Linked DNA regions of Homo sapiens: region 2 is linked to region 1. A link is a loop called in an ENCODE intact Hi-C map of the cell type or tissue named here. Cell type or tissue: pancreas. All regions are shown on one strand. Links, peaks and the distances in the headings refer to the core of each region. The heading gives the core; the rest is flanking DNA. Region 1 overlaps TAFA5 (TAFA chemokine like family member 5). Region 2 overlaps TAFA5 (TAFA chemokine like family member 5).

Evidence for each region. A loop is a pair of places that touch in the nucleus more often than their neighbours do. Peaks named below come from ENCODE experiments on the same cell type or tissue, not always from the same donor. Only the 100,000 strongest peaks of a DNase experiment are listed, where the experiment ranks them.
Region 2: it touches region 1 in a loop (5-fold over the local background); 5 of 110 quality-filtered maps call a loop at or near these places.

The regions. Positions count from the first base shown.
Region 1 is chr22:48,568,555-48,571,464 of GRCh38, forward strand. The region is part of intron 1 of TAFA5 (TAFA chemokine like family member 5); the gene reads left to right. Among named protein-coding and RNA genes, the nearest start is that of TAFA5, 80 kb to the left of the region's middle. In pancreas, for the core only: no CTCF peak of the experiment used is centred there; a DNase peak (open chromatin) is centred at 1,147.
Region 2 is chr22:48,616,060-48,618,969 of GRCh38, forward strand. All of the region lies in intron 1 of TAFA5 (TAFA chemokine like family member 5), which reads left to right. Among named protein-coding and RNA genes, the nearest start is that of TAFA5, 130 kb to the left of the region's middle. In pancreas, for the core only: no CTCF peak of the experiment used is centred there; no DNase peak of the experiment used is centred there.

The sequences.
Region 1 (2,910 bases), core at 127-2,626:
CTTCCACACATGCAGGAGGAAAAGGAGGAAAGAAAACATTGATTGAGACCAACCGTGTGCAGTGTTCTCTGCCTGCATTTGCTGTAATCCTTGCAGTGGGCGTCAGTGAGGACTCGGGGCACAGGGAGACTAATGACTGGCCAGCGGTCTGGTCACAACGGTGGCTGGAGCTGTGACCAGTGGTCCTCCCCCCACGAAGCCCATTGCTTTTTGCCCCATGCTGCCCCATGAGCCTGGACTGCCAGCCCAGGCTCCCTTCTCCCCATTGCCCTTCTCTAGATCTCCTTCCACTGTCCAGCAGTGCTGAGCACAGCCTCTGGGGCTGGGGTGGGGGACGAGGGCAGATGAGGACAGAGCATCCTTTTGTGCTCACGGCCAGGGATGAGGGCAGACGAGGGCAGAGCATCCTCTTGTGCTCACGGCCAGGGCTATCAGGCACCCTCCATCCTGAACCCACAGCCAGCTCTGAAGGAGGGGCAGGGCCGGGCTGTGAGCAGACTGGTTCAGGCGAACCACAGGAACCCTCACTGGCCGTGGCCTCCTACACAGCCGCCTCCCCTCTCTGGTGCCTGGTTTTGGCCTCTGTGGGATGGGGACAGCTGCCTGGGGTGTGCCAAGTACTGCAGGTGGCCGCAGTTACTCAGAAGAGGGCAATCTCCGGGGAGGACGATGGATGCAGGGCCACGGGCCGTGGATACTCAGACTAAAGCTCTAGAGGAGTGTGAGGTGGGTGCAGTCATGGAAGTTTCTGGAAACTGAAAAACCTGGCCCGGCCCCGACATTTGAAATGACCCTTTGCTTCTCACCATGTGCTTGGCATCGATTCAATAAACCGTGTGTTTGGGGTGTCTCCGGGGGGTCTGGGCGCCTTGCTGTTTTGTGACCTCTGGGATGGCTGGTCTGATAGTGGACTTGGAGGCTGCCAAGGACATGGGGAGTGTGGCCGCTACAATCAAGGCCCACGGGGTGCATAGCATTCCTGTGAGCACCATGGTCCCTCCTCACCAGAGCAACCTCAGCGCTCCCGACCTTGGCTGTGTGCATGGTGCCCGTGGAAGCCACTGTGCGTTGCCATGGGCCCAGTCTGCTGTCGTTGCATTGCTGATCCTGGCTGACACGGGGGCCGGGCTCGTCAAGTGGTCATGGAAGTGCATGCTGACCTGACCCACGTGCATCCCGGGGGGTGGCCTCCCGCAGGCCTTGCTTGGGTTCCGGGTACTGGTGAGGCCCATGGCTGCCTTCCAGGCCTGTCCCCAGCATGCGGCTGGCGTGCCCTCTCACTGTTTCCCAGGCCCAGAAAGAGGCAGGAACTATGGCCTGTCATGCTCTAGTCCTTCTGGGGACTTCTTTGGGCCCTCATGGGCCATGCTGGATTTACCCCAATGTCCTGGCCGCCAGTGCCCCCGCACACATAGCCGCGGTGCCAGAGGCCTCCCTGAGGCTGTGCTCTTCCTGGCCGACATGCTCACGTGCAGATCACCCCTCTTTCTGGCTCAGCCTCACTCCTCTGCTCCCCACACTCCCCTGGCAGGGCCCTCCCATGCTGCATCTGCCCTGCCTTCCGGTCCACACTGGATGGATTCTGCCTATTGGTCAAGGCCAACATCATGACCTCCTCCCTGCCTCGTGGTCTGTGATTGTTAGAGGCACAGGTATGATCATGCCCGCTGAAAACATGGCTGAGGCTGCCTTTATCTTTGCCTATACATATACCACTTCTTCCTTTTCCTCAGAGTACAAAGCATTACATTATATGAATGTAACACAATTTATCTACATTGTTTTTATGAGACAAGGGTATCTCAAATCGCAGAATATACATGACGCATATGGTAAAAAACAAATTACAATGACAAAGGAAAGTTCCAAATGAGAAGCAGGATTTCACCTCCTTCTTCCTGGCATCCAGGCCTTTCCCCAGGGACAAAATGGTTAATAGCTTCTTTCTTACCCAGCCTGGCCCTGATCACGAATACATTTTTAGTTTCAACATGCGTGATGTCAGCAGTGCACACTCAAATTTTACTTCTTAATTCATCACCTCTGGTCAGGACCTCGTCACTTTCCATTTTGAACAGTGAAAAACACGGAGGGCCTACTTTCTCCATTAAAACACTGCCTTCCTCTTTTCATTCCTCTATTATGTATTTAATGGTCAGGGTTTGAGAATTTACATTTCGCTTTCTACTATTAATTTGTGTACATGTTGGTTTTAAAATTTGAATGGAATTAAAGGACATTTATAGTACTATCCCATAAATGTTTATAGCAGAAAGAAGATTTCTGACTAGAACTATGGAGAAAGAGATATACCATTGTAAAGATTTTACCTGTTGGAGATTCTTTCAAGTATGAAGGCCTAATGTATCTTCATACCTATTCTTCACAGTTTTTCTACTTCTAGAGAGTCAAATGTGCTAAATTTTCCTTTATCCCATATCTCCAAGTACATTCCCTTGATTCCTTTCTCTGGTGGAGTGTAACCTAGATCAGCTTTTTCTATAAGGGATGGGACTAGTAAACTGAACTTCTGAATCCCCTCAAATGGTATGCATCGTTGACTGTTTAGCTGGGTATAAAATTCTAGGTCTTCTATCTTTTCCCATCAGAATCTGAAGTCACTGCTCCACTGTCTTTGAGAAGCCAGTGTTTCTAAAGCAAAATTCAGTATCAGCTCATTTCTTTCCTCAGAACATTTTTTTGTTGTTGTTGTTTGCTTTTTTTTTTTTTTTTTTTTTTGAGACAAAGTCTCGCTCTGTTGCCAGGCTGGAGTGCAGTAGAACAATCTCGGCTCACTGCAACCTCTGCCTCCTGGGTTCAAGTGATTCTCCTGCCTCAGCATCTGGAGTACCTGGGATTACAGGCACCCACTACCACGCCCAGCTAATTTTTGTATTTTTAGTAGAGATG
Region 2 (2,910 bases), core at 306-2,805, 48 kb after region 1:
TGAGAAACACCGGCCTGGTGTGCTGATTCTCTGGGACCCTGGAGCTGGGCCTGGGGCTGGGGATCACTCCAACAGAGCTCACCAGCCCCGGGGCTGCTCAGGAGTGGGGTGGGCTCTCAGCAGGGAGTGAGGGTCCCATCAGCAGTCAGGCAGAGCTGGGGACAGCGCTGCAGGCTTTGAATGGGAAGGTGGAATACATTCATACAGTGTGGCCAATACCGCCGTAACCCCGCCGTGCTGATTTTCTAAAATTCGAGCATTTTCTGGTCGAGGCCTGATGAGCCTGAAGGCCCAAGTGATCGTGTCTTCTGCAGTGGCCCCGAGGGTGCTGCTGGATGAAGTGCACATCGTGAGGCCTGGGAGCATCCCTAATGCATCACCTAATGCATGGGATCAGGTGCAGTCACCTGGGAGCATCTCTAATGCGTCACCCGCCCATGCACTCGGGATGCTCCTGGAGCCTGGCCGCTTGGGACAGGGTCCCAGAGGTCTTCCTCCTGCCTGCAAGTCACAGCACGAGGCAGGAAGGTGGCATTTTGCCTGCGCATGGAAACCAGGGAGTGGCCTCGCTGAGGCCGGATGGGCTGCACTTTGTCCCACCAGATGGGCCACTGAAGCCCAAAACTTCTTCCTGCCTATCCCACCCTCTGTCTAGGGCTGCAGAAAGCCCAGCGAGGTGGGTCAGCAGCGAGATGGTGGGAATAGGGAACAGGGAGTTGCCCAGCTCCGAAGGCTGCGTGGCTCTGGGCTCGGCAGACACCCAGCTGCTTGCAGGTCCGTGGGGACCCCTAGGGGTTTGGTGGGCACGGCTGGGGTGGGAGCGTCTTGTCCGAGAGAGGCCTTCTATGGGTGTCCAGTCTCCTTGGTGGGCCGGTGGACATCTGGATCTGGGCTTCATCCATGGTGAGTTCATTGTTGGGCGAGAAACAAAACCAGGGCTGGGCTGGGAGCGTGGATACCTGTGGTCACTCGGGGGATGCCCTGTGCAGACCCAGCGTGTGGTTGGCTGAACAATGCACTCCCCAAAAGATGTCCGGGTTCTAATCCCTGGAACCTGCGGATGTGTCATTTCGCCAGGCAAGAGGGTCTTGCAGATGTGATTAAGGATCTTGAGATGGGGGCGTGACTGCGGCTTATCCAGGTGGGTCTCACAGGCAGTCACAGGCGTCCTGGGAAGAGGAGGCAAAAGGGGCATGAGGACAAAGCAGAGAGGGGGTGATGTGAGGCAGGGAGCCCAGGGGTGTGGCGGCCTCTGGAATCTGGAAAAGCAAAGGGAACAGATTCTCCCCAGAGACCTTAGAAGAAATCAGTGACACCTTGACTTTAGCCAGTGAAGCTGGGCTCAGACTTCTGGCCCTCAGAGCAGCAAGAGGATAAATGGGTGCTGTTTCGGGGCCTGGTTTGAGGCCATTCGTTACTGCAGCCGTGTGGAGCTCCTGGAAGCATGCAGGCACTCCCGTCCCTGCCTCAGTGGCCCCGGAAGCGCCTCTCGCAGAACCTCGGCACTCACTGTCCTCACTGTCGTCACCTCTCAGGCTGAGTGGCCCATGAAAGAAACTGGGGATGCAGCAGGAGAGAGAATGGCAGAGTCTGTCTCCGCGTCTATCTCCTGGGAACATAAAGCTGCCCCATGCCTGAGGCGGGGGCTGGATGTTCTGGAGCCTGGCTTGGTGCATCCCTGGTGAGATGTCTGCGGTGACACGACCACATGCCTGCTGGGCTGTGTGTTCTGAGAAGACGGAGCAGGGCCCTGGGGTTGAGTCCCCTCTGTACCACCCCCTGCCTGGAGGTGCACAAGCACATATGGGTCCAGCCTGTCCTTACGTGGTGTGCCAGGGTGGGGTCCTGTTCTGAGCACTCTGTTCATGGTAACCTCAGTTGTTACTCTTAAGAGCCCTGCCACATGGGCGCGGTTTTTATGGCCATTTTTTACAAAGGGAAATTCAGGCCACTGGTAAGTGGCACACTGGGATTTGAACCCAGTAAGTGTGGCGCCAGGCTCTGTGTGGACACGGAGGTTAACAGCAGGAAGCACTGGGGTTTCTGATTTTAGAGAGGTTGTTTCTGCACTCTTTCAGGATTGTGGGTGCAGTCGAGCCTGGCCAAGCCGTGGATACCTGGATACTGGAGGGTGGGAGTTGGGGCTCTGGAAGTCTCTACACCTGCCCCAGTCCCCCACAGGCTTAGCAGCGGCACAGAGCCACTGTCCCAGGCTCTCCTGCCTCCCCAGGACCGAACTGCACCGTGGCAGGCCAGGAGCCTGTGCACTGACGCTCGCCTCTGCCAAGCCTTCATATTTACCTTTGTGGGATAGATTGAATTAGAAAAAGGCCATGCGTGCAGTTTTGGAACAAGAGACCTCGTAAATACTTTATTGGAGCAAGCTCAGGATTTACTTGCTCATAAAGTTGCCGGGGATGGCTTTGCCTGGTGTTGGGTAACGGATTGGCGTTGTTTCATATTCATCATCTGTAATCAGGTGGCCTCGTCCGCACCCGCAGCTCCGTCTGGGAAGTCCTGGAGGCAGCGTGCACAGTGGGCCCTTGCTATCTGTAATCGGGTGGCCTTGTCCACGCCCGCAGCTCCGTCTGGGAGGTCCCGGAGGCAGTGTGCACAGCGGGCCCTTGCTGCTCTGCTGGGCAGTATAGCCTCTCCTGGGCCCTGTGGCCACTGGGAGCAGGCAGGTGGCTTTCGTGGCCCATCTGGGATTGAGGATGGCTGTGCTGGGGGTTGCCTCTGAGGCTCTCCTTTCTTCGTGAGGCTGCTTCACACCCATTCTTGTCTCCCCTTGCCTCCTGACACCCTGGGTTCCCCATAGGCCCCCCTCGCCTGCACAGATTTTCACCTAGGCCCTGGGAGGCTGGTGGAGTCCTGGGTTCTAGAAGACCTCAGAGACCCAGGGCAGAGTGA